3 separate regions of the Homo sapiens genome follow, and regions 1 and 3 are each linked to region 2. A link is a loop called in an ENCODE intact Hi-C map of the cell type or tissue named here. Cell type or tissue: heart left ventricle. All regions are shown on one strand. Each heading gives the region's core, and the rest is flanking DNA. Links, peaks and the distances in the headings are about the cores only.

Region 1 (10,482 bases), core at 838-8,837, 210 kb after region 2:
GTCCTTTCTCCCTGACTGTCTTGATGTGTGGCCCTGCAAGAATGCTGGTAATAACCACACATTTAAGAAGCCTGAAAATCACTTTGAACACCTCTACAAACTTTTATTTCCTTTATCCAAGTTGAATGTGAACTAATTTAAAAAACATAACATATTAAGTTACACTAACAATAAAATAAAACCATCTGATGTGGAGTCAAAACAAGGAAACCTTCCAAATTTTTTTATTATATCTCAAGGAAAGTACAGTACTTCATTTCGTATTTTCCCTTTGAGAGACTGGTCGCTGTGCAGTGACTTAGAAAACACCCCATAACCAAACCAAAACAAACCTCAAGACAGCCTCGGAGGCATATGGAAACTATAATGGTCATCTCTCTTTGACAGCAGAGGAACAGAGACTCAGAGCATTAACCCAAGATCTCTCAGCCAGTCTCTGGCAGAAGGTTCACCTCCCCAGCAAAAAAGCGAGGTAGATTTTGAGGTCAGCATGTCCAAGTATCTATATTCCTGCAAACATGTCGAGCAGCCTCTACTTTACAGGACTCTGTGGTGACGATGGTAAATCGCTATCATGCCAACATGTTTCTCAAATAAACTGGACTTGGGAATTGAAATTAAACCAACTGTGAAAGGTAATCTGGGGGAGATGACGCATGTGATTAATACAGTATTGACTCAAGGGATGAACCAGTTCTTAAACAAAGAATTCTCCAAATAAAGTAACAGTTTAAAGAGTGTTCACAGGAGTAGGGGAATGGTTTTCAAGAGAAGTGAAATGAAGATGAGGAAAGACCGAGGGTGAGCTAGAGGGACAGCCATGTAGAGCCATGCGGGGTGGGACGGGTGAGTGGCCCTCAGAACCCTATCCCAAACACCCCTACAAAACCAGTTCCTTTGAGGAGCCAGATGAGTAAGAATACAATGAGTTAAGAGGAAATTCAGTACAATTTCATTATTCTTTAAAGCAATTAGCCTGTGGGTCTGCGATACGCCTACATAATCAAGAAAGGTGTCAGAAAATGTCAAGCTTTTACCTAGTAACGATTGAGGAGCTGGTTCTGTGTTGCACGATTCCATACATTCCAATATCACAAAGGAAGAAAAAAATCTTCCTTCAGGGAAAGACAATTTGTTCTTGTTTCCTTTTGACAATGGAATGCATGGATTTGGTCAATGCGGGGGAAACTTGGTTCAGCATTCTGGACTTTTATGGCTGTGTTCACTTGGTTGGCAGATGACCATGAAAAGTAACTTGTTTGGGATGTCAGTGGGTGTGGAGGAAATGCCAGTAAATGTGTGTTGAAGGAATGAGGGAATAAATGAATGACGCATCACTAAGATGGTGATCCCTGGTCTGTGAAGCCGACTTGCTGCCTCACAGCCTCTATTTCTCAAGGTTACTTTTCTTTTATTGTTCTCAGGCCTAACATACGATTGTAGACTCAAACTCTTTGTGTCACTTTAGGAGCAGGTCCACCGTGGCAAAATGGTTCTAGGGCCTCGGCAAAAATAGGGACATCTCAATACTGTGGAACAAAGACACATGTGGTCAAATGAATGACCAGTTGTGTTCACTTGCTCATTCATGTGTTCTTTGATTTGTCACATCTCTATAGAGCACCTAGTATGTGCCAGAGACTGATTTAAGTGCAGGGAATACATAGTGAATAAATCAAAGCTGCTGCCTTCAAAAAGCTGCCATTGTAAGGTGACAAAGGAAAAAAGTAAAAAATCTTCCTTCAGGGAAAGATAATTTGTTCTTTTTTCCTTTGTGTCTGTCTCAGAGAGACAGACAGTAATAAAACAGGGCTTGTGCAGTAGGTGGTGGTGATATGTGCTATGAACGAAAAATGAGGTGGCTAGGAGAATAGAGTGCTAAAGGTGAGGGGATGGCCAGTTTAGGGAAGCTGGCGTTGGCCTCTCTGATAAGAAAACATTTGCACAGAGAGCCTGAGCAATGCAGGTGTCCTGAGGAATGTCCAGGAAGGGTAGATAGCAGGTGCAGAGGCCTGGGATGGGAACAAGCTTTGCATGTGGCAGGGTCAGCAAAAGGTAGAATGAAAGTGAGAGTGTTGAGATGAAGTAAGAGGGAAACCAGGCTATCCAGCACCCTTTGAACACCTTTCCAATAAAACCCAAGACTTCGGGTTTCATTCTGAGTAAGATGGAAAGTCATTGGAGGATTTCAAACATAAGAGTGATAAAATCTGGCTTACAGAAAAACAGGCAAAATACCTTTGGCCCAGTGAATGAATTGTCCTTGGTTTCCATGTTAATACCCAGAGGCCAGTACTGGGCGTTTAGGTCTATCTGGCAAAATATATGGTTAATGTGCCCATTCTTCCAAGGTGAAGTCAATCTCACAAAGTGTAGGATACCAAGGGCAAGAGTCACAAAAAGGCAGCTAGCAGGGTGACCAAAAAATGGTAGAAATAATGTGTAAGGGTTGGGGGTGGGTAAGGAAGGGCCCTGGAGTAATTGCTGTCATTTGTTTCATCTCGAGCAGGCAGTTTCTCACTGAAGAAACTTAATGAAAACTGACAATATTAAATGATTGTGGCATTCAGATGGCAAAATTACACTTCAAATCTCCTGACTCTCTTGAACATAATTCATGGAATTTAAGATAAAAAGCTGAGCTCTTCATGCACGTTTTGAGTTGTTTCTTTAAATTTCCAACAATCCATAATTTTTCTCTCAAATGTTTTCCTCGACTCAGCTCATTTTTCTCTCTGCCGAGGTGTTCCAGAGAGTGGTTTCATCCCTCCATTTCCAAAGGTCAAGGATATTCCTCTATCTCAGAAGCCCGGACTTCTGGCTGGTATCCTCTTGCTCCTGCTCACATCCCTTTCAGATAGCTGTCACAGCAGCCATTCAGGCAGGGCCAGTTTACCAAGGAGCATTCCCAGAACCTGACATGGAGCAAGTACTCACTAACTGCCTGGTAGCTAAGTAAATAAAGAAGCAAATGAACAAATGAATAAATAACAAGATTTGAAAAGGCTACTAACACTATGGCAAAATATGAACATGCACTAAAAAAACTCACCTGGATTTCTTAATTAGCAAGATTTCTCTAAGACTTTGCATCTCACCTAATTTTAGTCCAAGGGCTTTCTTGCATAGCTCTCTGAACCGACACATTTACTTAATATCTAAGTGAGCATTTCTTCTCAAACCTCAGTTTATTTTGAATCCCTGAGACTTAGCTTTTTTATTTTTTAATTATACTTTAAGTTCTAGGGTACATGTGCACAATGTGCAGGTTCGTTACGTAGGTATACATGTGCCATGTTGGTTTGCTGCACCCATCAACTCATCATTTGCATTAGGTAATTCTCCTAATGCTATCCCTCCCCCAGCCCCCCACCCCTCGACAGGCCCCGGTGTGTGATGTTCCCCACCCTGTGTCCAAGTGATCTAACTGTTCATTTCTCATCTCTGAGAACATGAGGTGTTTGGTTTTCTGTCCCTGTGACAGTTTGCTGAGAATGATGGTTTCCAGCTTCATCCATGTCCCTGCAAAGGACATGAACTCATCCTTTTTTATGGCAGCATAGTATTCCATGGTGTATATGTGCCACATTTTCTTAATCCAGTCTATCATTGATGGACATTTGGGTTGGTTCCAAGTCTTTGCTATTGTGAATAATGCCACAATAAACATATGTGTGCATGTGTCTTTATAGTAGCATGATTTATAATCCTTTGGGTATGTACCCAGTAATGGGATTGCTGGGTCAAATGGTAATTCTAGTTCTAGATCCTCCAGGAATCGCCACACTGACTTCCACAGTGGATGAACCAATTTACACTCCCACCAACAGTGTAAAAGCATTCCTATTTCTCCACATCCTCTCCAGAATCTGTTTCCTGACTTTTTAATGATTGCCATTCTAACTGGCGTGAGATGGTATCTCATTGTGGTTTTGATTTGCATTTCTCTGAGACTTAGCTTTCTAGGTTACACAGGAAGTCGGTGTCTCCCTGGACAGCTGTCTGCTTCTTGAATGGTTTCCGAGTGTCCCTTTGATTCACTGTTCTCAGATCTACAGGCATTTATTTATTCTCTCCTACCAGGAGCTAGTTCAATTTAGTTCAAAAAATATTAATTGTTCTTTTCTGGGCCACACTCTGTACCCTATTCTGGAGGAGGAAAAAATGCTATAAAATAGTACTCCATTTATTTGACATCCTCAAATTTTCATAAATTTTCAAAAACTTTATAGTTGTATGCATTTAATATTAAAGATATTTTAGCAGAGACTAAAATCATGATTTAATTCTGCAAAGTACACCGAGATCATTAGTACTGCTACCTCTTACGATCTACATCACTGTCACTCACTTCAAGTCAAGAAATGAATTTTTTTTTTTTAACCCATCGTTTGTTGCATTTTGGTCACAGAGTCCACCCCTACACGTTTTTTCTTTTCTCCTAAAGATGTATGTAAGGCTTAGGCAGATGATGACAAAGACTGTATTATTCAAAATCTTTGGGAGGCCAAAACATTAAAAATGATTTTGGAGAGGGGTGCCAAATACTGATAAAATAGACAACTAGAAAATATGGTAACAGAAAAAATGCAAAACATTTGGAGGGACTCCACTGAGAATGAGATGTGCAGAGCCTGCAGGGCAGGAGAGTGCTTCAGTAACCTTGGTGTGTGGCACAGCGCCCCCAGCTGCAATCAACAGAATAACTCTAGGTTGTTCGGCAGAAAAGGAATTCATTAAAAAAAAATTAGAATGCTCAATAGGGCCAGAAAATTAATCTAGGGGACTACACAACCAGGAACACCATCCAAACCATACAACAAGATGGTAGTTTCAAAGATTCACTGCCACCCCTGCCGGGGATCCACACCATAGCTTGCACCATGGATATTGAACGCTGAATGCTGTCCTCTACCCCAGCTAGCCCCTGAGGCCAGATGCTTCTGCTGCCTCTCCCCCAGAAAGTGGATTCCATGGTGCCTGGTTCCTCCGCATAGCTCACATCTGAATCCAATTATCATATGTCAGTGTCTGGCCCCCATTCTACCTATAATATAGGTCGGAAAAGCTGGTGTTCTGGTTTCTGCCTTGGAGAGGTGGGACTCAAACATTGGAAAATACGATAATTCACCACTTTGATGTACCCTTTGGATGCCCAACATCAATATCTGTTCTTAATTTGATATTTAAACTTCCTCCAACCAACCAATATTCGCATGTAAAATATGCAATTATACTTGACAGAAAAACCTGCTCATCCTCTCCCCTTCTGACAAGGGTAACACATCCATGTCAAGAACATGATTTCTGGGTGGCTTCCATTCCTCCTCTAGTTCCATCTGATATTCTGTAAGTTAGGGTTTAAACTATGCGATGGAAGTCTTAAATTGGGAGGGAGTTGAAAGTCATCCTACTCTTGACCAATGGGAGACAGGAGCTGGTGGATATTCTCCTCTTTTGCTCCTTAAGCAGACAATTCTGGGTTGCATCCTATACAGGTCTTCAGAGGGGCCCTACAGGATCAGATCCCAGCTTCTCACAGTGGTGATCAGCTCAACAGTGCATCCTTGGATTACCTTTTTCCCTATTTCTCTTTTACTCCTTCCAGTCCCCAGCTCCCAAAATAAATTATCTCCAAAAAAACCTTCGTCTCATCTCGGGTCTTGGTAAGAACCTAGGTTAACACTGGGTTCTAGACATACCTCTCTCTGATTACTAGGAACAAACACTCCAGCCCACATAATTCAACCTGTTTATGTGTTTCTGTCCAGTGGAATCAAGGACCCAAAATAATTGGGTGGCAGTCTTACCTCTTAATTCAATGGTTTCTTGTTGTGTTTGCTGACAGAAGAAATCCTCTCTTGGGAATGATTTTGAAAGGAGGAGGGTTTCCACGAATGACCCTGGGTGCTCAGAGTGGATTAAATGGACAATGAGCAGCTGGGAATTTGGGGGCACCTCTTTTCTCAGAAAAAGGGGCTGACTACATTCAAGCTCAGATTCCCATACAACTGGTGGTTTTCCCCTTGCCTCTCCCTGGCAGGGAGACTGTAACATATCATGTGTCCCCAAGATCACTAGGTCCGTCAAGTTTCCCACGTGCAGGGCAGCTGGCTTTCTAGACAATTCCTGTAAAGAGCTGACAGACCAAATCCAGACTGTCTGGCACCAAGAAGCTTATGCATTCCCCTAGTGAAAGCTCCTTTCTCATGGTTGCCCTGTAAGAAAGGAGACCCACAGGCTGGTGGCAGTATTGGTGGTGGTGGTGTGGTCGTTCGTTCTAACGTAACTGATCTTTCCATGAGATGGAGAGACCAATGGATGGTATGGAATATGTCTTGACTTTTTATGCAATAGCAGACAGCACTGAAGGTTTCCATCTGGAACAAGAGGCATTGAGACCTCTAAGCCAGGGAGCCCAGACACTCTAGTGATAAGATGCAAACATTTTAATAGCGTAATTAGGAGTGATATAGTAACAGGTACCACTCTCACTTTCAGCTCTTGGGCTCTTTATTCTGACTATGGGAGAAATAGCACCATCTATTGGCTGTTGGTTCATAGCACACAGAGTATCCTGTATGGAGACATCTCATCTTCTCAAGGAGTTATCTTCCTGCTGGCACAATAACTGGGTGTTCAGTAAGCCATTCCATCATGCCGTAAGGCCTTATGGTGAGACAAGAAATCCCATGAGCCTCAGTCTCTTGTCTCACTGTCATCCCTGTAAAATAAGCTCTTTAGTGAGAAGCACTGTTACATGGAAATGAATGATAGTGAATAAGGCAATTTGTTAAGTTCATGGAAGGTGTTGTTGGCATAAAGAATCCAAATACAGAGTAAATAGTTATTCCAGTGAGGACAAATTATTGCCCTCTTCACAAGGGGGAGGGTCTTCAATATAATTCCCCTCCTGTTTGTAGTTGTTTTAGTCCATTTAGTGTTGCTATAATAGAATACTTGAGACTGGGTAGTTGATAAAGAAAAGTTGTTTATTGAGCCCATGATTCTGCGGGCTGAGAAGTTCAAAAGCATAGTGCCACATCTGGTCAGTTTCTGGTGAGGGCCATGGGCTGGCTCAAAATATGGCAGAGAAGCAGAAAAGTGAGTGGGTAGGTACAAAGAGAGCAAGAGAATGTCTAGGAAGCAGAACTTCTTTTACAACAGCCAATCACTGGTAACTAATTTAGTCCTGGGAGAGTGAGAATGAACTAGCTCCCTCAAGAGGGCATTGATTCATTCATGAGGGATATCTACCGACATGACCCAAATACCCCTACTAGGTCCAACTTCCCCAAACCATCACGTTGGGAATCAAATTTCAATGTGAGCTTCCAGGAGGACAAACTCAAGCTACAGCAGTAGTGTTATATTAAGTCTCTCAGGGTTGGTCACTGCTGCTGGAAATTAGTCAGCAGTGGCAGTGGCCACATCTTGGCGAGAAGTCCTTGTTGGGCCAGTGCATTGTTTCTGTCTGTCTCTGCAACCATTGTCTATGGGGCCACTGAGCAAGCACCAGGATGGCTGGGGAAAGGGTAGGGCACTGGGCAGGCAATCTTCCAACTACATATTTAGAACCTCCTACACAGTATGGCCTCTTGAGACCATTCCAATAGGACAAAAATATTCACCTATATTGGGGTCTAGTATAACATGTCCATCCACATTCCTCTTCCCGAGACCTTATTTCATGTTCCTGACCATCCATCTAAACTGATACTCATGAGGATGACATGTTGAGGATCTGCCTCTCAGGCCATCTCTCCTTCCAGGAAAAGTGTATAATGTGGACTACTCCAAGTTCTGCTCCCTGGGAGGAGAACTTCCCCACTTTCTTTCCTGTCTTTCACCCTGAGTGGGGCTGCAATTAAATTCCCACAGGTGCCAGCAAAACTTGCAGAGTCATCTGTAAGCCATATTTGACTTCTTTTCTCCTTGGTGAACTGCTCACTGGAGACTCCTCATGAGACCATGGCTATGAGGGAGGGGTGAGTGTGGCAGGAAGCACACTGAGAGGAAAAAGCACTGACTGCCCCTGCAGCTCATGAGTGCCGTCAGCCATGTGGAACTCAATGCTGATATATACCGCTCCCATCTGATGAGGATGTGCTGCTGGGTTGGGTCCATGCGACTTTTGGCTTGGCGTGTCATTACTTCAAGATGGGCAGCTTAGGTCATATGGTCACCTAGTGTCCCATGGTCAAGCCCTCAGAAGCAAGCCCCAATAGCAAGTCAAGAGTTATTTCCAAAAGGAGAATAATTAACTTGCATAGGAGAGCTTGGCTTTGCTCCAAAAGCTAAGATGCTGCAGCTGTGCTTCCTCTACTGGGATTTGCTGCAGGCTTCACACACCCTCCAGGTCTGCCCCAGTTGCTCTGAGCACCATCAGATCTCCTGGGTCTCTAAGGGCATTAGGGAGCTGCTTACAGTAGGGCTGGTGCAAGTAGAGAGCCATCTCTTAGCCCAGGCCTCAATTAACAGTAAATGAGTCAGAGCAGCAAATCCAAAGCTCATGTAGGCTGCCTTCAGATGCCACAGAGTTCCATCAACATCCGTGCCTTTCTTAGTGTTGGCACTAACATCTGCAGCTCCTACAAATATATGGTATTGCCTTTGTTTATTTCGGTAAGAAGGGGAACCTAAGGAGTGTGACATCAGCCCTTCCAAAAATCTATACCCTTACTCCATGGATCAGAAAGCCATTATGGGTATTCTGCAATTGCTGAGGGTAGCTATTCCAGCTATAGACTCAGACACTGGGTAAGTTACCGGATGGTTTGTCACTGAGAAAGTTGAAGTAGTTGAAAGAGAATTTCCACAGTCTACCACCACCACATCCGCCCACCTTCCAGCATCTGCTCCCACTTATAATCTGTTCTCTTACAACACGTATTTCTGTAATAGGCATTAAATCGAATATTGCTAAGTAAGGAGATGACGTCACTCTCATGTGGAAATTGGGTTGGTTCATACATGATTTTTTCTTTTTAGCATATTAATGCTTTGTGTCACCAGACAGGAGCAGCTGAACGTGAAGGATGCCAATGGAATGAGTTGAACGAACAAGGTGCGGAATAAGGCTCTTTATATGACGTCCATCATCACAGGCTTTTTCTGGTTCATCTTGGCCGCAGGTTCTGCCTTGGCCAGGCAGACAGTGCCTGTTGTGTAACTCAGCATCTCCTTACCCTTCTTTATGCCTAGTCTATCAAGGTGACATTGCCCTTTTCTTGGAAAGGTGAAGTCCTTATTTACTTACATATTTATTAGGAATATAATGTCTTAACTGTGCCAATATTTTCACTAAGATTGGTGTTTCTGTTAGTGTTCAGGTTGCAAAATTGGATGTTTGCAATGGTTTTCCCCAACCAGAATTTATGTTTCTTTTTCATAAATTGTTATTTTTAGTGCATAAATTTGAGAATGAAAAAATTTTTAGGAGCATATTTATCATACTATAGCTGAAATGTCTGTATGCTGTCTTCCTACCCGTAATCGTGAACAAATTATCATGCTCCTGTCTAAAGCTAATTCCTCCAATTGTGGACTGCATTTTATCCCCTTATTCAAGGACGTCGCTCTAGCACTTAGCCCTTTTTTCCTATTTCATCATCTTTTCGTCTTTCCTGGAATTCTCTTTAACATAAAAAAAAAGCTGCTACTTCTCCCAACAAATCTTTCTCTTGCTTTCACACTCTTTACCAATCTACTACTCCTATTTCTTTGCTCACCTGTTCTGCAAAACTAGTTGTAAGAACTGTCTATGCTCACTATCTCCAGCTCTTTTCCTATTTTTTCTTAAGCTCACTGCAGTCTGGTTTTGCTCCCCTTCCATTCCACCAAAAGCCCCATGGTCAAGGTCATGAATGACTCCCTCACTGCTAAAGCCAATGGTCAATTTCCAGTTATCTTACTTGGTCAGTTAGCAGCATTTATAGGGTTAAATACTCCTCCTCTATACCCTTTATTCATGTCTTCCAGGCAACCACACTAGGTTTTCTTTCTATTTCACTGGTTGTTCCATCTCAGTTTTCTTTGGAGTTTCCTCTTCTCCTGCCAACCTCTCAGTATGGGAGGAATTCAGGGCTCAGCCCTGGTCTTATTCTCCTATTCCCAATCCTTTGGTGATCCCATCCAGTTTCATGCCACCTAAATACTGAAAATTCCCATAATGTATCTCCAGAGCAGACCTTTTTCTTAAAGTGCAGACTCACATATTCAATTGCCTAATCAACATCTCCACTTTGTTTAATGCATATTTCAAAATTAGCAAGTCTAAAACTGTCTAGCAAGCAAGTCTAAACAAGATCTGCTAGTTTAGACTGTCTAGACTAGTCTAAATTAGAGTGTCTAGACTAGCAAGTCCAAAACAGAATTTCTGATATTTCTCACCAAACCTGCAGCCTCTGCAGCCTTTCCTCTCTTAGTTGATGAAAACTCTACTGTTCCAAGTTCTTGGCTAAAAGTCTTCAGTCATTCCTG
Region 2 (10,482 bases), core at 1,104-9,103:
ACTGAATGCAAACCTGCATTGGAAAAAGATTCCCCAGGTGATTTTATGTATATTAAAGTCAAAGAACTCTACTTTAGAGGGTGTAATAATTATCTGGCTCAGGAACATTTTAAAAATAGACAAGATGTTGAGTCCAAAGGTCAACGGGAAGCACGTTTGGGGGAAGAGGAACACACATTGTTACATGGGGGGTTGGAAGAGGAAAAGCAAGATTGAATGTATGTGAAACCTTTAAATCCACAGAGGAAAATGGATAATATGCAACATATGGTGCATGGTATAATAGCCTAATACACAGAATGTACACTATGTGTACCTAGGTTATTGTATTCTGTACCATAAACCTCAAAAAATGTTCGAGCAGGAAGGTATCCAGCCCTCCAAATCAATAGAAAGCTGCCTCCACATCCCTGTAGATATGGAACAGCTTCTTACTGAATGACTGTTAAATACTGAACCCAAGGCTGGGGCTGGGGCTGGGGTGTGTGTGTCCGTGAGGGAGGCAGAACCAATTTTGGCAATTCACCACTTCCCACCCAGCACTTTGGGCTTCTCTGTTCCCATCCCCAGACTTCTAACATTGTCCGCCTCAGTACACGGCCTCTTCCTCCCATGCAAAAACTCTCAGTCACAGGCAGGATGTACTGGGAGCTGTTTAACAACTGGCTCTCCAGAAAAAAAACAGAAAGCTCTGATTTGCAGCATTTTCCAATTTCTAAGGCATAAACACTCCCATCGCGGCTGATTGTAAATTACTGAACACAGAGTTGGGAGGTGGTATAAACTGGCCCCTGCTCACCACTGGGAATAAGTGGAAGAAAGCAAGGGGGGAAATAAATGGTGGAAAGACACTGTAGAGGGGTTTAAGACCTTCCCAGAAGTGAGGGAAAGGAAATCAACGTAGTGATGACCTGGAGTCATTCCTTTAACTTCAGTTACTATGATTCGGAAACATTGGTTATCTGCCTCTTCACGTCAAATGGGACTCTGCAGAGGCTTGCCTTGCTTCTTTGGCTCCGTGTGGCATATTTGGCCATCTTATTCAATCTATGGCCTCTTAGCTTCAATGTTCCTGAGAATGTCCTTATATTGTGGCTTTTTTTTTTTTTTTTTTTTTTTTTAGATGGAGTTTCGCTCTTTGTTGCCCAGGCTGGAGTGCAATGGCACAAACTCAGCTCACCACAACCTCCACCTCCCAGGTTCAAGTGATTCTCCTGCTTCAGCCTCCCGAGTAGCTGGGATTACAGGCATGCGCCACCATGCCTGGCTAATTTTGTATTTTTAATGGAGACAGGGTTTCTCCACGTTGGTCAGGCTGGTCTCAAACTCCTGACCTCAGGTGATCCGCCCGCCTCAGCCTCCCAAAGTGCTGGGATTACAGGCGTGAGCCACCATGTCTGGCCTACATTGTGGCTTTAAAAGAGTCAGAAACTCAGCTGGAGAAAAGGTTTTAGGACAGCAAGAGTGCCTTGTATTGTGTTGTGATAGAAACCTCTTCCATAAACATTATCTAGGCCCTGGAATGCCCACACCCACCTTTCATGGGCATGTCACACCCCTTCTTCCCTGCCTGAATGCTCCTGACCCCCATCTGGCCTCCTCAGGTGTTAGACACCCTGCTTCGCTGGCCACAATTCAAGCCCTCACCTGGTTTCCTTGGACTTCATCTGAGAGCTACCTGTCTTTCCTGAGAGAGCTCCAGCTGGCACAGAACCCCTTCCCTTGGGGATACTGGCAAATACATATCCAACTTGCCATAGGCACTGGCAGGAAGCTCAGACCTGTCCTCCTGCCCACAAGCACTGCCTTGAAGGCTCATGCTGGCTCTCTGAGCGCCTGATCCAGTGGCCTGGGTCCTCTGGTCACCTCCCAAGCTGCAGACCATTGATTTCGTTTGCAGCTCTGGGCCAGCGGAACCCCCCGTTCTCATCCTTCCCAACAAAGCACACACTTGAATTTCCCATAACTGCTCTGGTTGCTCACTTTTTGCTTTTTCTTGGAAAGCATCCAGGACGGGAATCTAGCTTAGTACAAAGAGCCTAAATTAATGCTTCTTAGCCTGCACAAAAAAATAATTTTTTGTTATCTTCTCTTTGTTGTCTAATCTGATCCAAGGTGACTTGCAGGAAAGAAATGCTTCCACTAGCAAGTTAAAAGTGTTCATTTTTGCAATCCTAATAGCTGTTTGAAATATAACAGCTTGTTTAGTCCTCTCCCCAGATGAATGTACCTTCATCTTTAGATTTATGATTTGGTTTTTATCTCTTCTGAAAATAGAGACAGATGTACTGGAAGTTCCCTTATCTCTGCCTCTCAGAACTGGGGCCTCTTTTCTGAGTTTTACTTGTCTTCTAGACACCCAAAGCAGCCACTAGTTAGGTTTATTCTTCTTAATTCTCATTTTCTCTCCATATGTTTTCTTCTCTGAGCCCATAAACACATCACCACTCTTCTTTACAAAGGCAGGGCCCCTTACATGATTTAGAACATTCTACATACTGACAGAGCCCTCCAGGTGGCTCAGCTAACTCACCACAGCTTTTATGTCTTTCCAGGTTAGGGAAGGCATTAGGGCCAGAGGTCAGCATGCCCTTCCTGCCAACAGACAGCCTTGCTCCACCCCACTGAGTGTTCTGTTTGGAGTGAAGGCCAAAGGTCTCTGGACTAAAAAAAAATGCCTTTAATTCAAGCCCAAGTTATAAAAGAAAGAATTCCAGCTTCTGCTGTCAGGCCTGCGAGGCTGGCCAAGCTGGAGCATCCTTGACCTTTCTTTTTTCCTTCAGCCGTCCAATGAATTTGTGTCCAATTCGTCCTCCAACCCTCCACAGACAGTTGCATTCTATGATGCCTCTGGTGATTTGGAAGGCGGCCGAGCTAGGCACAAAAATAGGAGCGCCTGAGGCGAGAGATTCTTCCAAGGTTCTTGGTTGTCAGAAAGATGAACATCACCACATGGTTCTAAAAGAAGAGATGAAAGGGATTAACATTGTAAGCAGTTGTGAGATTAGACTCTCCAAGTCACTAGGCTCCAGATGAAGCAGGAGGCATAGCAGAGAAAATCCTGTGCTGGTATCGGTAAAATTATGAGCAAGGTTTTAGAGGATTCATCAGAGGAAGGCTAAGTTGAATGGGCACTAATGAGCTGATGACTCAAATCTAGGAAGGAATAAGATCATAACAACCAAAGCTCTGCATGAAGGTGGGTGCTGTATAATTGTCACATCTACTAGAGACAGGCACTGGTCCCCAAGATGAGACTGGCTGGCCCCTTACCCAGTGAACAAGTTATCAAATACTTAACTAAAATAAGAACTGTGAATATGCCCAGAAGGATTCTTTGCGCATGCACTTAAATATGTTACTCTCCCTATCTTTTATTAAGGCCCTTGTTTGGAGAAGGGACTGAACTAGATGTGCGCATGTCTTAAAAATGCTTACGAATCTTGAGCCTGGTATAACGTAAACACTCAGAAAACACTTTATTGTTTACAGTATAGTAGGACTCATCCCGTCGTGGGGAGCTATGGCAGTGGCCTTGAAAAGAGTGGGTATTAGTACACAAATGTTCAGAATGTCCCACAGTACTACATAGTGCCCAGTTCATGGATGAGCTGCCACTCTGCTGGGACAGGCTTCATCTGTTTATTTCAAATGTATAAATGTTGGGTGTTCTCTTGGTCTTAAAAGGGGTTAGATGTAGCACAGGGCATTTATATTGTCATGAAATCAGTCTGAGAGTGTTGGATGGGGGCATTAATATATGAAATCAGGGAAATAGCTTTTCCCTCATCCTCTTCATCTCCAAGAATATCTTTCTGAGATATTCTCTATTGTTCTGCCCAGTGCAGTTAGGTCTTACTTAGTTTGCCTTGTAAGGTCATTTCAGATTTTAATCGCTCTCCCCATAGGAAGTTTTTCCTGCTGTTCTGCCTGAGTTGCCTTCTGCTTAGTTTTAGTCCATTATGTCTGTAAAGAGAGGGAGGGTTTTATGGGGCAAAAGGCCCAATCATCGTGGGAAGAATGAATCATTCCAAGAACAGTGAGATGGGCTGGAAAGAGAAGGCAGCGAAGGGGCAGGAAGTTGTGGGTGGAATGGGTTACTGAGAACAGCACCAAAACAGTCTGTCTTCTCTCTCCATTACTCCCACTAGGGGGTGCCCAGCATCCCAGAATAATCACTATTGTTAGGAAGTTGAAGTTTGATGTGTCATCTCCTAATAGAAGGGCACTGGTTTCTCCCTGAGGGTTTTCTATATCTCTGCCCTGAGTTGAGAAGAGATCTCTGTGTGTGTATGTGTATGTGTATTGTGTGTGCATATTTGTTTGTGTGTATGTGCTTGTGTATGTGTGGGTTAGAATCAGTAAGTGCACAAATGCCTCTTAAGCATTCATTTAGAGATTCTCAATTCATGGAAATCCTTAGGGATACACTGAGTTTTCCAGGACCCAGCTGACTTGATCTTGAAGTCAGTGGCTGGAGTAGTTGTGGGCCAGAAACATCCTCCTCAGCCCAGGAGAAGTGGCAGCTGATGTATTTTAATTACTGGGAGTCAAGAAGTTGTAGGGATAAGAAATGAGTTCAGCTGAGCGATCAGCTGGAGGTCAGGGATGGAGGAAAGACCCAGGGTGTGTGAGATTCTGAAGTAGAGTGGTGAACAGGTGTGGGATGGATGTCAGGGAGAGGTGAGGGTATCTGGAGGGTTTCCAAACAGCCAGGCCTTCAGGATGGCCACAGCAAAACTTCCAGTTCTGAATGGTTTTGTGGAAAGAACATGGCACCTGGATCTTGGAAGACATGAACTGAAATTTCAGTTCAAGCATTCTATAGCCATGAGACCTGGGGGAATTGGGGCAAGTTATTTCACATCTTTGATCTTCAATTCTCTCATCTTCAAAAGGAGACTAATGATACTAGGGTTAAGTGAGAATTTAAAAAATAATGCATATAATGCACTACATAAATAGAATCTTCTTCCTTTCCCTTTCTCCTACTTGGAAATGGCTGAGAGCAAAGATGCAGTTCTTGCATCCCATGACCACAGAGTTCTAGGACTGCAGCCCTGGGCAAGAGGTTCCACCTTGGCTGCTGGAGTTTTCTGCAACGAAGAACTTCAGTGAGTGTTCAGGGCATGCCTGCAGAACCCTGGTCCTTCTGTTTGGACCAGTGCTCCAAATCTGTAGGCCTTTGGGCCGTAATTTAGAAGCTATTTCTAAATTTTTGAAGGTCTTCTGTCTAGTCCTGAGGCCTTTAGTCTCAGAGAATTAAATTGTCTTACCCAGGGTCGGTCATACAGACTGCCAAAGCCTGGCCTGGCATCCAGGTGCAATGTTCATCTGTGTTACCAGTTCCTCCATGCTAACCTGACAATGACTCACAATTCCTTATAGCACAGTGTTCCAAAGTCTGAGCCACAGACCACCTGTACTAGTAGCAGCCGGTGGGCTTGATAAAAATGCAGATTCCTGGCTCCCTGACAGTCCCGTGCTATCAGATTCTGTAAAGTTTAAAAGTAATGATTTATAAATTTCCCAGACCCGGGTTATACTTTTATATGGAAACATAATGCCTGAATCTGACAGAGCGCTTTTTCATGGAGGAAAGTTGGGACTCTTGGGCAGACTTCCTGTTGCTTTCGTACTCTACAGGTGTTCCTGACCCTGGTATGTATACAGCCATCTCCGCCCTACCTACTTACTTCCTTCCCCCAGAACTTCCTAAAGTGGTTAGGAACAATTGTTGTGAAGGTCACAGCAGACCATTTCTGTGAATGCGAGATGTGTTGGTGCAATTTGAAAAGGTCAATTTGATTGACGCCTGAGCCACAGTGATAACCCAAGGCAGCAGCCCTGTCACTGCTAGCTCCCAACAGTGGTGGCATCTGCAGCCTCGAGCAAAGAGATTGTTTAAACTGATGGAGGGGAAGCTTTAGTTCTTATTTCTGGGAGATTGAGTGGCACCAGGAGAAAGGCTGATCACTAGTTGCAACTTCCTCTGTATTTACAATAGCGTTTGCTGCTAGTTTAGCTGTGTTTAGACTAAAGGTGGGGGCAAAAATTACCCTTCCTCTAAAGCTATGAACCCTGACCTCTCAGTCTAGAGAGAGATGGACTCTGGATATGTGGACAGGCTCTGCGAGATTCTTCCTGACAAGGGCTGTATGAGCCGGCTTTCAGAAGGAACTTATTCATGACGGTGGATCACTATTCAGAGAGACACACTCTTTCTCAAAGAAATGACAGGGGCAGCAGGGACCACATTAAGTTTTGATAGGGTCCTGCAGCTGTTGGGGCAAAAGGGTCTGCCTTGGCCTCTGGGGGTCTCTGCACTGCAGAACTGCAGTGGATGTACAGGGATTGCCGGGGGTTGCAGAAGGATTTTGCGATATGCATTCATGTCAGCTTCAAAGTGCCCAAAATGAGCGTGAAAATGCTGTCAGAAAGGCAGTTATTGCTACCTGAAGTCCCTGTTGGAACAAAGTGCAAATTAAATACTGGTAAAAGAAAACAAAGCAGATCATTGTTGTGTAGCAAATGTCACTGTCCTGTGTACCTATCTGGCCTACTGGCTGACTCCAGGAGGTGGGAGGTGCGACTGCATGGAGCCACGTTCGGCCTCCTACCTTCAAAGCTGGTTACATCTCTGAATGGGGAGCTGGTGAGAAAGAGCTCTCCTTGATAAAACATCATTTTTGCCCTTCCCAATCTATTCTTTCCTTTTCTGTTTTCTAGGAAGAAGAGGATTTATCTGACTCAACTGGAGATGGCTCCCTTCCCTTATTTATTGTTGCATCCTGAAGCTTCCCCCATGCTGGGCTCAGTGTGAACAAACAGCGCGGGAGAATGCAACCACTGCAGAGGTACAAGTTCACAGAGGCAGAGCCGCCCCTCGACTGGGCCAGAGGCAAAGACAAACCCCAAACTCTTTCTTGTCATTCATTGAATTTTGCTGAACCTGGAAAGGAAATAAATTCCAAAGGCAGGAAGTGACCCAGAGACCATAACAATATGTGAAAAGCTTAGCCGGTGCTTCCGCCCCTTTGTTTCAAACTATTCTAATCTGTGTCCCAGGAAGCCTAGCCCATGGCCAGATGGAGATCTGTTTGCAGATGCCTCCTGGCATCTGCCACTCCCGGCTGGTGACATTTGCACATTTCAGAAGGCAAACCTGTCCCAACATCTTCAAACTTCCAGAGAGGTGTAGCACCAGGAAAGTCCTTGGGTCTCTGGCTGTCAGCACCAACCAGCTGATTTGCTTCATCTGCAGCTGAACTGCTGCTGGACTCCAGCCTAGAACACTAGTGCACACCGGGTCTGTTCTTGAAGATTTGCAGATTCTGAAATCAAAATGCCCTGTGTTGCCAGAAAAGGCTGGCTCCCTTGCCTGCTTCATAATCCCTTCTCACCAGGCTTTCCTAAAGAAACTCAATGAGTCAGGAAGGAAGAAAACATGTCTGAGGGAGATCTGGAGGTGGGCCGTTCTCTATCATTGCTTCTGAAAATTCCCTTCTGTTTTGCAATGTGGGTAATGTTTAGGGATTTGCTTTTAGTTTTTCTCTGTTTCTTCCTCTGTCAGCTCTCACTTTGAGAGACCCTTCATTTACCACTCATGAAATTAGCTCTGCAATCGCAGGAGGCTCTCTGATGGGGAATTAGTCACTGTTGCAAAAAAGTTTAGACTTTACTTTCATCCCCAGGAGCAGGGCAAGAAATTGTTCCCACCCTGCTCTCAGAAGGAACCATCACTCAACTGCTCTGCTCTGCTCTGGCTCTGGGGCCTGTACTTTTCCTAGGCTTTTAATTTTTACTGCGTACCTTCCATCAGCCTTCTTACTGAAGGCTGTATGCCAGCTGATGTCTATGCACAGCAAGGTGGCTTCTGGGACACCTGCTTCAAACAGGTATCCAGCTAACTGCTCCCCACCAAACCCCACCAGGTAATTGGAAAGGAACTTGGAGTTGAGTGAATACCTGTTTCAAAATGTTAAGTAGATCAAAGTGTAAAGAATCCAATATATTTGTTGACAACTGATTTATAGAAAACCCCAGCAAGAAAGAAGGGAGAGGTTCAGCCTCAGGCTGGTGAAAATGAGATCGTGGGTAGGGCACCACTGTACAGCATTCTGGCATCAGACCTCTGTCCTAAGGTGCGAAGTCACTCTGTGCTACTATCTGAAATTGTGTTCTGTTTATTATGAAAGAGGTTTTCAAAAGTGTTTTGATAAGCTTGGATTTATCTCTGGAAAGGCAATATGGTCTCCATTACAAGACAGGAGCTTAATATCAGAGACAGGTTGTATCAATGTATGTAGCTGCTAGTAAATAGTAGATAAAAGAAGCTTCAGAAAGGTCGGGGGAGGGAGTCTTTTCTTGTTAGGAAGGAACAATCTTGCAGGGGATGTGAGAGATTTTCTCTTTCTCCTTTCCTCTGCCTATGGAAAATCAAACAGGAGAAAGCTAGAAATATGAGACAGAGAGAAGTAATTTCTCCAACTATTGACACTGGCCAAACAAGATAAATAGTTCATATTCTGATGATGATGACAACAGTTATGATGAGAAGATATTGACCCAGAGGAAGAAAACAAAGGCTTTTGATTTCAAGTTGTGTGTAAGCCCCAAAGAATTGTTGTCAGAGTCACTTTTATGATCTATGGGACTTTTGGCTACAATTATAAGAATTTAGCGTGAGTGAAATAAATATAATTGGTCAGAAAAATCAGTATTAGATTAAGACACGATTGAAAATGGTTAACCATTAGTAAGAAGTATACCAAATTACACGTATTTTTGTGCTTCTTTCAGTCTTGATCTAATTATCTGTTAAAAAGTAACATAGTTAAGAACTGTATTCTGGTTTAAATATAACACAAAGCAAAATATTTTATTGTGCTCTCTTAGGCATATGTTTGAGATACCTGGCCACTGGAGGTCATCTCGTCTACTATATTCACCGCAGATAAAGAATGAAAAGAGAATACACAACCTTGTGATTGCTAGCAGTGAAAGCTCAGAGTTATGACATAACAGTAAGTGTTATATTCTACATAACCTTAGGTTTAACAGAGGTAGTTACTAGATACTTAAAGAACATGCTTTTATTTTGCACAAGAGAAAATGGAATTAAAAATGGGAAAAGAATAGAGTCATGACTCCCAAACTGTGTCCTAGGCACCCAAGACTTTGCAGCAAACTTAGAGGGGGGCTGTGGCATAGTTTAAATATCAAGGAAGTATAGTGGCACTTGACATCTGTTGGATATCAACTGAACTATTAGCTCAAGGTAGTTCATTGTTCCAACATTAGATTGCGCTACATTTCTTCCAAAAATGTCCTGTCTTTGGGAAGCTGAGTTTTCAGCAGTTGTTGTAAAATGCAAGTACCCAGAGAAAATCAGTGTGGAATAGGAGGTGAAGGTGCTTGTGTCCACATGGGTTCCAAGATTTGGGAAGATATTTGGTGCCCAATTGGCATACACATCCCTTTTTCTTTTTTTTGGATGGAGTCTCACTCTGTTGCCAGGTTGGAGTAGAGTGGCGCGATCTCAGCTCACTGCAACCTCCACCTCCTGGGTTCAAGCAATTCTCCTGCCTCAGCCTCCCAAGTAGCTGGGACTACGGGTGCACGCCACCATGCCCAGCTAATTTTTGTATTTTTAGTAGAGACGGGGTTTCACTATGTTGGCCAGGATGGTCTCAATCTCTTGACCTTGGGCACACACATCCTTTTAAAAGTAACTGAGTATTTAAGAATGAAATAAATTTTTTTCTTTCGATTTATGTGTATAATTTTTTTCAAACAACTAAGTTGTTGGGACTTAACTACTGGATAAATGGAATTTTGGGTAGGTATTTCTTTTTGCCTAGGGACTCTGTGAAAAAATTACAGGGATACAAAATGCTGTGACATGAGACAGTTTGGGAACTCTGAATTAGAGCAATACAAAGGTAGATTTTAATGGTTCAGGCTCATTGGTCAGAATTAGAAAGTGGTTAGATCCTCCTCTCCCCACACCAGCCAGGACACTGCTCCCAGGATTTTTCCCTGTTCCCATATGAAATAAGCAATCTTAGTCTAAATTTTTAAATTAATACAACCATTTGGTAGACTATTAAAAGTTATATGACACAAAGCTTCTCAAAATATCTCCAATGCAGGACTTTTTTTTTTCTTTTTAATTTTTTAATCTGTCATGGACTACATGATGGTTAATTTTATGCACCAACTTATCTGGACTACAGTGCCCAGATATTTGGTCAAATGTTATTCTGGATATTTCTGTGAAGGTGGTTTTTGGATGAGATTCATGTTTAAATCAGTAGACTTTGAGTAAAGCTGATTATGATTCATAATGTGGATGGGCCTCATCTAATCAGTTGAAGGCCTTAAGAGAACAGAGACTGACCTCCTCTGAGCAAGAAGGAATTCTATCAGTAGTCTGCCTTTGAACTCTGCATCTCTTCCCTGAATCTCCAGCCTGCTGGT
Region 3 (10,482 bases), core at 1,729-9,728, 78 kb after region 2:
AAGAGCGGAATTGCTGGGTTACAAAATTGGCTTTTCTTCAACTTTACTAGCTGTTATCGAATTGTTAAACTGTGCACTTAAAAATAGTTTATACAACATCCCCCTAAAGGATAGACCAAAAAGGAATAAGATGTAGGAACTGAATAGCAAAAAGATGTAACAAAAAAACTAGTTCAGTAAAGCACATTATGTTTATTTTCTGTAACCTGGTCCATGATATTTATGGTGGTATTTCCTTTCTTGAAATAAGACACTAATGCAATCTGTATCCTAATTGAGATAAAATAGTGCCTGAACTACCATCTCTATACTATTCCACTATAAATAGACAAAGCAAGTAGCTGGGTAAGAACTCCTAAGTTATCCCTCTGAGCCCCAGACTTTCATTCCATAACTTTATCTTCAAACTTAGTTGCAATATGTGCCCAGGATGGGAAAGTAGCTTCATTTTGCAATCATCTATGAAATCTGAAGAAAACCAGGTCTTGAAAAAGTGGAATGTACCAATCCCCTGGAAGATATCAGAGTATCTGGTGCAGGTCACAGAAACCTCTGACCATCATAAATAGAAACTGAAAAAAGATCTTTATTTCATGGTGTAACCAGCCTGTGAGTACACGTTCAGACACACTCATTTTTATGCTTCCATTTACAGGGGTTCTAAACCCTATAGGCTTATGCTAAACTTCCACCCCCTTCCCCTCAGTTATTTCAAGGTAGTCCCCAAGGTGTTGGCTCATCACATGTGCTGAGAAACAAGTTTGCTCGTGTGATGCCTTGGCTTCTTTGTCAGGGGACTGCACCCTGAGTTGGCCCTCAGTGAGAATGGGACTCCATTAGGCACATCCATATTCTTCCCTTCTTAGGAAGCCAGAGCTATCCGTATGTGTGGCAGGGTTGGGATAGGGTGAGAAAGGGAGCAGGACCTTTTCTCCAGCTCTGCCTCTCAGGCTCTAAAGCAGCACACATGTGCCCAGCTTTGCTGCCATAGGGTTGGAGTCGGGGTGGGGAAAATGTTACTGCATCCTCGCCATTGTAACCCTATTTCCTGTCTTTCCTCCTAGGCACCCTGTCTCAGCACTCTCCCAACTTTGTCCCCAGGCAGTGAGTGCTTCATGGCCAGAGAGAGATAGGACTGAACCCTCGTACCTTCAAACATATCTAAATCTCTGGTGCAGTTCAGGTGAGACAGCCTGCTAAATAGAGTCACTAAAGACACAAGGAGGCCCTTTGGGGGACATTCATTATTTTCCTCCCATGGCAGATCAGCAACAAAAGCACATGAAGACACCAGCCTTGTTTTGACTGGAGAACAGATCTGTGCATGTAAAGAAGAAATAGCTTGATTGGGGTTAAATCAAAGCTTTGAACATTTCTTTTTTTTTTTTTGAGACAGAGTCTCACTCTGTCACCCAAGCTGGAGTGTAGTGGCACAATCTTGGCTCACTGCAACCTCTGCCTCCCTGGCTCAAGTGATTCTCCCGCCTCAGCCTCCCAAGTAGCTGTGATTAAAGGCACACGCCACCATTCCCGGCTGATTTTTTGGTATTTTAGTAGAGATGAGGTTTCACCATGTTGCCCAGGGTGGTCTCGAACTCCTGAGCTCAGGCAATCTGCCCACCTTGGCCTCCCAAAATGCTGGGATTACAGGTGTGAGCCACCGTGCCCAGCCCTCTGAACATTTCTTAAAAATGGAATCATGGCTGGACGCGGTGGCTCACGCCTATAATCCCAACACTTTGGGAGGCCAAGGCAGGAGGATTACTGAGCCCAGGAGTTCAAGATCAGCTTGGGCAATATAGCGAGACTTCATCTCTACAAAATAATAATAAAAAAAATTAGCCAGGCATGGTGGTGCACACTTGCAATCCTAGCTACTTGGGAGTCTGAGGCAGGAGACTTGCTTGAACCTGGGAGGTCAGGACTGTAGTGAGCCATGATTGTACCACTGCACTCCAGCCTGGGCAATATAGTGACTTCATCCCAAAACAGAAAACAAAAACACACAGGATCACGTTTGAAGAGATCTTAGGTGTTATCTAGTTCACCATCCTGTCTATTTTGATTATCTACTGTTTTGTTACAAACCACCCTAAAATTTAGTGACTTAATAGTGATTCATTGTTTTGCTTTTTTTTTAATATTTGTTTTTTTTATTTTTTATTTTTATTTTTTTAAATTTTATTATTATTATACTTTAAGTTTCAGGGTACATGTGCACAATGTGCAGGTTAGTTACATATGTATACATGTGCCATGCTGGTGTGCTGCACCCATTAACTCATCATTTAGCATTAGGTATATCTCCTAAAGCTATCCCTCCCCACTCCCCCCACCCCCCAACAGTCACCAGAGTGTGATGTTCCCCTTCCTGTGTCCATGTGTTCTCATTGTTCAATTCCCACCTATGAGTAAGAATATGCAGTGTTTGGTTTTTTGTTCTTGCGATAGTTTACTGAGAATGATGTTTTCCAATTTCATCCATGTCCCTACAAAGGATATGAACTCATCATATTTATGGCTGCATAATATTCCATGGTGTATATGTGCCACATTTTCTTAATCCAGTCTATCATTGTTGGACAGATTCATTGTTTTTCACAGTTCTGTGGGTTGGCTGAATGGCTTCTCTGCTGTTTTCACCTGGACTGACTTACGTGGCTGTGTTGAATTGGAGGGTCCCGGATGGCCTCATTCATAGGTGTCGCAGATGGCACTGACTGGTGGCTGGAGTGCCTTGGTTCTCCTTTTAGCCTCTTATCCTCTGGAAGGCTTCCTTACATGGTCAGTCTCAGCGCAGCACTTAAAGAGGACGGAAACTACAAGGCTTCTGGAACTCATACAACCACGTACTTGTCACATTCAATTGGTCAAAACAAGTCAGAAGGCTGGCCCAGAGTCAAGATGGAGAAATAGACTCCACCTCTTGATGGGAGTTGTTGCAAAATATCGTGGCCACTCAATCCTAGCTATAGCATCTCTGATGGTTGTTCAAATTAAATAAGGCTAGTGAAGGGGTTCTTTTTCTTTCTTGAGTCAACTTGTTTCATATAGACCACCCACAGTCTTTTCCTTTTGGATGAACACCCCTTTGGTTCAAAATAAGCATCAAGGACTCACGCATTCTTATTCATTACTGCGGATATGAAACCTGTAGGGGATGAATAAGGAAACTGTGCCTTTAGGACACATGGATGGAATAACTTATTTTGTCTAAGCTACACTTGAGCTAGATGTGCCTTCTGGGGAGGCAACCTTGTTCTGGCTAAGCTGGGCCAGTGTAGAGCTGAGGGGAAATAAAACATATGAGCTGAGTGCACCTGTCTCTGGCTTAGATTTTAAGGGAGAAAGAGAAAGGGGGCCCTTGAGGTTTCTGTGCTATTCAGCTGCAGGAGAACAGGGAAGTTAGTTGGAGAGGAAGCCCTGGTCCAGAATAAAGGGTGCCCAGGGCTAAAAATCTCAGGAAATTTTGTGTTGTCGTAAGTATCTGGATGGCATGCAGATCCAGGGGAAGCAAGAGGATACAAACATACTTTTGGTCTAGTGCTCTGTTACTCACAGTGTGTTCATTGGGTCACCAGGAGAATCTTGGGCCCACTGTGTTTTAATAAGATCACCAAATAACTCATCTGCTCATTAAAATTTGAGGCACACTGACTTAGAGAGCCTTCCCCCAATGGGGGGACTCATGTAAATCTGGTCTTATTTCTAAAAAAGAACTAGGTTTGGTACCACTCAAGGCTTTCTGGGAACAGAGAGGATGCAGCTTTACTGTCTGTAGGTACCTGTAAACCACGGCCCTTTTTTCTGAGCAGGGGTTTAAACTTTTTTTTTAAAAGCAGTTTTAGTGAGATATAATTCACATACCATGCAATTCACTATTTGAAAGTGCACAATTCGATGGTTTTAAAAAAATATTCACAGATATGTGTAACCACTACCACAGTCAACTTTAGAACATTTTCATGATCTCAAGAAGAAATCCCATATTCTTTAGCTATCACCCCCCTCCCCACTCTCCCATCCCTGATCTCCCCAGTTTTTGTAGCCATTAATCTACTTTCTGTCTCCATGTATTTCCCTATTCAGGACTTTCATGTGAATGGAATCATATAGTATGTGGTTCTTAACCATTTTTCTGGGTAATGGACACCCATTGAAACTCCTGGAAGCCATAAACCTGCTCCCCAGAACACAAATGACAAGTATAGTCACCCAAAATTTCATGAATATTCTGAATGCTTAGTTTAGAGAGCTGAGCCTAGATTAAGAACTCATGCCCTGTGGCCAGTCAAAGCAGGTAGTTGTAAGTGGGTCCTGATCTAATTGGAGCAACATTGACAGGGATGGGACTGCACAGGGATAGGTCACACAAGGTCATCATCACTCCAAGGTGGAAAGTGACTAAAGCAAAGGACAGGCACCAAGTGTTTACAGAGCTAAAGGAACTGTGTTTATAACACATAGTTTGCCAAGGAGGGGGAGATGGTGAACAGATGTGTCATTTGCAATTATTCCTAAAGATGTTAATTATGCAAATGAATCTCTGATTAGGGTTCTAAAAAAAGAACCCTATATATTATGGGGTGTTGGATGTGTACAATCAAGCATGCTTGCTGACTGTTCATCCTGGTAATCACTGTTGGTGCCAGATTTATCACCTGTAGCTCTTGTTTTCAACGTGAGCTGGAAAGGGGTTCTATGGGCATTTTCCAACTACAGAATATTAAAGTTGGAAAGTGATATCTGAGATCATGGAGTACAGCTCTGTCCTTGTTCAGAGGCAGAAACTGAGATCCAGAGAAATTATGTGACTTGTCACTAGCAGAGCAAGGATAAGAGCCCATATCTTTTATATCATTGATTCCCTTTCCCTTGCCTTATTGCATCAAACAAGGTGTAAGTCAACTCTCAATTTTCCCGTCAGGTTCTACCTGAAATCTATGTGGAGCGAGGGCCAAGGGAATGATGTGAACAAATATTTCCCTTACCTACTCAGCAAGTGCATGTGAGTGTGTGTGTTTGTGGGGGAAGGAACAGGGGGAGAGTAAGTGACTAGGATAACACAAAGGCTATATTTTATTTATTTATTTATTTTATTTTATTTTTTGAGATAGAGTCTCACTCTGTCACCCAGGCTAAAGTGCAATGGTGTGATCTCAGCTCACTGCAACCTCTGCCTCCCGGGTTCAAGCGATTCTCCTACCTCAGCCTCCTGAGTAGCTGGGATTACGGGTACCCCACCAAGCCCAGCTAATTTTTTTATTTTTAGTAGAGACAGAGTTTCACCATGTTGGCCAGGCTGGTCTTGAACTCTTGACCTCAGGTGATCCTCCTGCCTTGGCCTCCCAAAGTGCTGAGATTACAGGTGTGAGCCGCTGCGCCTGGCCAAAGCCTATATTTAGACCATGCTATTCAATAGAGTAGCTACTAGTCATCTGTGGCTATTTAAATTAAATTTAATAAAAATTAAATAAAATTTAAAAATCAGTTCCTCCGTTGCAGTCACATTTCAAATGTGCAGTAGCTACTTGTGGCTAGTGGCCACATTTCCGTCACTGTAAAGTCCTATTGGACAGGGATTTCTAGAATTTAGAGCCAGATTTTCTGAGTCTGAATCCCAGTCCCAGCCCTTATAGTAAAAGCTTGCCTGGGTTATTTAATGTTCCCAAGCCTCAGTTTCTTCTTCTGTAAAATGGTATCTGCCTCAGTGGTTTGCTATGAAAATTATGAATGTAAGTAAGAAAACATGTATCCAACTCTTAGCAAAAGAACCTTATATTTACTAAGCACTAAATAATGATTATCAGTAAGTAGCTTAGCTTCATGCTTAGACTGTGCAATTGGCTGGGCGCGGTGGCTCATGCCTGTAATCCCAGCGCTTTGGGAGGGTGAGGCGGGTGGATCACTTGAGGTCAGGAGTTTGAGACCAGCCTAGGTCAACATGGCAAAACCCCATCTCTACTAAAACTGCAAAAATTAGCTGGGCGTGGTGGTGCACACCTGTAATCCCTGCTACTCTGGAGGCTGAGGCAGGAGAATCTGTTGAACCTGGGAGACAGAGGTTACAGTGAGCCAAGATCGTGCCATCGCACTCCAGCCTGGGTGACAGGGCAAGACTGTCTCAAAAAAAAAAAAAAAAAAAGAAAGAAAGAAAGAAAGAAAAAAGACCATTCAGTCTCTTCTAATTGGAATGATGCAACTTGTTCTCTGGAAGAGTAAGAAGTTACTTGCCCGGGGCACTGGGACTCCAGGAAAGCTAAGTCGTGGTTGGGTTACAGTGGAAGAAGGTTGGGGCCATGGGGAAGGAGGTGGGAAGAGACTGGGGTGGAGGGAGGATGATCAGAGTCCTGGAGACCAAGAAGATAAAGTGGCCTGAGTTGTGAGAAGTGACAGAGAGCTGTGAAGATCACTCTATCTCACAAGTTTGTCAAGAGCTGGCCAGACAAATGCCTGTGTGGTGAAGACCTCAGTCTATCAGTCTGTGTGGCCCTGGAGAACACCTCACCGCCTCAAGTCCATTGTACTAACTGCTTGTCTGCTTGTCCACCAGAGGGAGGCAAGGGGAAGGAGAGAAAGGAATCTTAAAAGCCCAGCTGGTTCTTTGTTGGCAGCTCTGGTCAAGGTTTGCTGTGAGGGAAGCTGAAGTTTCCGATGAGATGAGAGTGCCTTTCACACAAGCTCCTAGGTCTCAGCTGTGTTTTCCTTGAACCCATTACCTCAGTAGAGAGGACCCTTCCAAAAGGCTGTGTGTTCTTAAGAGAGTCATACTTCATGGCCTCTCAGAGGGGCTAGGACAATTTTCACATCTGGCTAAAAGCTATGCTAGCCCCTAGCAACCCCAAAGCCCAGGTTCACAGACACAGAACACAGAGGGTGCGAGTGGAGAGTGGTGGCCATCACCCAGGTGATTTAGCCACATGGCTGGCCGCTCCACAGCATCGTTTGCTCTGCCAGGTCTCATAAAGCATTGTGTGTAGAACTGGGAGGAGATATTAAAAAAAAAAATCATTCATTTTGCCCTTAGGAAATTTTTCAAGTAATTCCAGAGCTATTGAGCCAAGGGCCAAAAGGAGCCTAGTGTGATAGAGGGGAAAGAATACCACAAATGGAAATGTATTTTTTTTTTAAATAGAGACAGGGTCTCGCTCTGTTGCCCAGGCTGGAGTGCAATGGCACAATCATAGCTCACTGCAGCCTCGAACTCCTGGGTTCAACTCATCCTCCTGCCTCATTCTCCTGAGTATCTAGGATTATAGGTATGTGCCACTGTACCCAGCTAATTTTTTTTTTTAATAGAGATGGTGGTGCGAGGGGTATCCCTATGTTGCTCAGGCTGGTCTTGAATTTCTGGCCTCAAGCAATCCTTCCGCCTCAGCCTCCCAAAGTGCTGGGATTACAGACAAGAGCCACTGGGCTCGGTCTGGAAATATATTATATTCCTTGGTCTGTCATTAATTAGCAGTGTGACTTAGGGGCAGTTATTGCAATTCTTTGGTCTCCTCATTCTCATCAGGGATAAATTTAAGTTGATGGACTAGGTGATTTTAATGTTCTCCTCCATTTCTAGAATTCTGAGATTGCAATTCCCATATGAGGAAGTGACTATGCCACAGAGGAAGATTCTTTCATTAGGGTTGTCAGATTTGTCAAATGAAATTATAAGACAACCAGTTTAATTGGATTTGAGGAAGACAGTAATTTTTTTAGTGTAAGTATATCCCATGCAATATTAGGGATATGCTTACACTACAAGATGATTTGTTGTTTATGTGAGATCCAAATTTAACTGAGCATTCTGTATTTTTTCTGGCAACCCCTGCCTTCCACCAAACATGTCTGCCCTACAGACAATGGAAGTTCTGGGGAGGGCATTTCTGCCTGTCTCTATCTTCTCACTGGCATGTCCTGATAGAAAGAGCTGACTAATCTGGTTGGCCAGAATTTATAACATTCCTTGGCCACATTTGACTGACAGGGAGAACTCTGTCTAAGGCAAAGCACTTGGCTTACCCATTGGGCTTTACTGCCTGGACACAGGAACCATGTGCTCTTTTTCCCCTCCCTCTGCCTTGGGAGAGCCCCCAGAACATGGCTACCCACGGGAAAGAGGTGGGAACTTCTCCCTTTGTCCTGCCCCTGCGGCCCTCATTCATTCCAATGGCCAAGTGAATGGACTTGCAGTTAGCTCTGCACGCCCATTGATCATAGGCATTCCGGAGCTCTTAGGTCCCAAGGTAGAGATTTGGAATGGGAGCAGAGGTCCCACTTGTCCTAATGTTTAATCTTTTATTCTGTAATCTAGCTTATACTAGTGAACGCTGAATTTGGAGGCTTGTAGGATGTTTGCTGGCCTAGTAATAAACTGACTTTTGGTTCCCACTGGGCTGGTGGATTTCCGTGTTTTCCTGTTTGACCTAGAAGGGAGGAGCTTTGATAACTAGGTCCCAAGCCTCTTACATTATTGCTTTCTCTACAAGTCAGACTCATTGGCCCATCTTGATTCAGCCTCACTGATTGTAAAAAAAGAAAAGAAAAAGTGGTGGCATGTGAAATCATTAGAATGACTAGAATAGGAGGACGGGATCAACTATAGGTCATCTTGGGATGACGTCTTACTTACTTTTAGGAATGATCTTGGAACTTTATGTTGTAAATAACTGCCTGCTATAAGAAAAACGATGGGGAGAGCCTTAGTCTTGTTATGCAGCATTTCCAGTTACAGAGTTTAACAATGAGATGCTTATCAGAAGATACTGCTGGAGATCTTTTGCCAGCGGATGCTATCATCATAGTTACTGGGATTTTCATAGCTCAGGCTGGACCTTTGCTACACACAGCATTGTAACTCCATGCCTCCTGTACTTGGCTTTCCTAAACTCAGAACTGATTATGACACAACACTGCCAAAAAGCTTACCCTTTCCTACAGAAGCAAGTCCAGACCCTGTAGCACGGCAGAAAAGCATTCCCAGGCTGATATGACATTTCCCGCATTGCCACTTTTCTCCCACTACCGGACTCCCAGCTCCTGGGCACACTACATATTCCCAAATAACCTTTTAGTGATCACCCAAATATTCTCCTTCATATCTCCAAGACTTTGTTCATGCTGGTCCTTTTGTTTCTAATGCCCTAACTCTTGTCTTTCTGGCAAACATTTTCTTTTCTTTTTTTTGAGACAGAGTTTCGCTCTTGTTGCCCAGGCTGGAGTGCAATAGCACGATCTCAGCTCACCGCAAACTCCGCCTCCCGGATTCAAGCAATTCTCCTACCTCAGCCTCCCGAGTAGGTGGGATTACAGGCATGTGCCACCACACCTGGCTAAGTTTTGTATTTTTAGTAAAGATGGGGTTTCTCCATGCTGGTCAGGCTGGTCTTGAACTCCCAACCTCAGGTGATCCGCCCACCTCGGCCTCCCAAAGTGTTGGGAGTTACAGGCGTGAGCGACCGCGCCCAGCCAAACATTTTCTTTTGAGTATTAATTCAAGTGTCAGCTCTCCAAAGACTTGTTGAATTCCTCTCTCCCTGGCAGAATTCCTGTCCCCCTCTTCTATGTGCTCAGACTCCACCATCTCGCATGGTGATGACTAGGCCAGGTATCTATTTCTCCCATGGGCCTAAGAGCTCCCTGAGGGCAAACAGCTTGTCTCATTCATCTTTGCATCCCCTCTTCAATGTCACAGGCTTCTCCTTTTCCTCTATCACAGACCCTGGCACAGCAGGAGCATTCAATAAGTGATCGTTGCATAAATGAAGACCTCAGAATATGGTCCAGATATCTCATATTTAAGTTGTTTTAATTAGGTGGTGTGTGTGAATTGTCAGATAAAATAAAGCTTCAGGGTGGAAATGATCGAATTGAAATATTAGTGTAGGAACATACTGCGGCTCATAAAAAACAAATAGATACTGTAATTTAAGAGTGGAATATTAAATCTTTATCTCAAAGCACAAATCAGAATAGTGCCACAGCATGAAACACTTGTAATAGGCTAACATTAGCATTTAGTATTAGCACGCAGTAATCCTTCCTTCTTTGGGGTAGAGAATGCCTTTTTGGTATCAAACAACATCTCATCAACATATGCATTATGATTTACGGGAGGGATTTTTTTTCCTTGTTATGTAAAATTCATCGGATCAGCAAAATATCTCTGTTGGCAAGTACTTTGTGAGAGGCTGTGAGACTGATCACAGGGATAAAAAGTATTTATTTGGTACTTTCCCTAAATGAAATCTGGAGTGATAGCTCTTCTAACATTTTATTTCCTTCAATATACATTGGGCATAAATTCAGCTCTCAAAGTCTAAGGACCTTAAGGGGAAAACCACAAAGCTAGAAGCACTCTAGTGAAGGAGCACTGGGCTTGGAGTCAAGATTTTAGTCCCTATTTTGTTACTAACCAGCTATGTGATCCCGAGGAAGTCCCATAACCTCTGAGGGCCTCAGGTTTCCCCATCTTTATATCGAGTGTTGTAC

The links. A loop is a pair of places that touch in the nucleus more often than their neighbours do. Peaks named below come from ENCODE experiments on the same cell type or tissue, not always from the same donor. Only the 100,000 strongest peaks of a DNase experiment are listed, where the experiment ranks them.
Region 1: a loop joins it to region 2, with 2.8 times the contacts of the local background. A loop is called at or near these places in 31 of 110 quality-filtered maps.
Region 3: a loop joins it to region 2, with 2.2 times the contacts of the local background. A loop is called at or near these places in 16 of 110 quality-filtered maps.

The regions. Positions count from the first base shown.
Region 1 is chr2:39,724,353-39,734,834 of GRCh38, forward strand. It overlaps a transcript of TMEM178A not described here. Among named protein-coding and RNA genes, the nearest start is that of THUMPD2, 50 kb to the right of the region's middle. In heart left ventricle, for the core only: CTCF peaks have their summits at 4,687 and 6,551 (motif pointing left); no DNase peak of the experiment used is centred there.
Region 2 is chr2:39,509,685-39,520,166 of GRCh38, forward strand. It overlaps MAP4K3-DT (MAP4K3 divergent transcript), which reads left to right. Exons shown (of 6, transcript NR_037875.1): 4 at 6,730-6,857; 5 at 8,899-9,026. Among named protein-coding and RNA genes, the nearest start is that of MAP4K3-DT, 78 kb to the left of the region's middle. RefSeq lists enhancers at 2,424-2,718, 5,951-6,543, 6,544-7,135, 7,136-7,728 and a silencer at 5,642-5,862. In heart left ventricle, for the core only: a CTCF peak has its summit at 4,143 (motif pointing right); DNase peaks (open chromatin) are centred at 6,857 and 7,197; H3K27ac peaks cover 6,858 bases.
Region 3 is chr2:39,587,385-39,597,866 of GRCh38, forward strand. The region is part of intron 5 of MAP4K3-DT (MAP4K3 divergent transcript); the gene reads left to right. Among named protein-coding and RNA genes, the nearest start is that of TMEM178A, 73 kb to the right of the region's middle. In heart left ventricle, for the core only: a CTCF peak has its summit at 6,544 (motif pointing right); no DNase peak of the experiment used is centred there.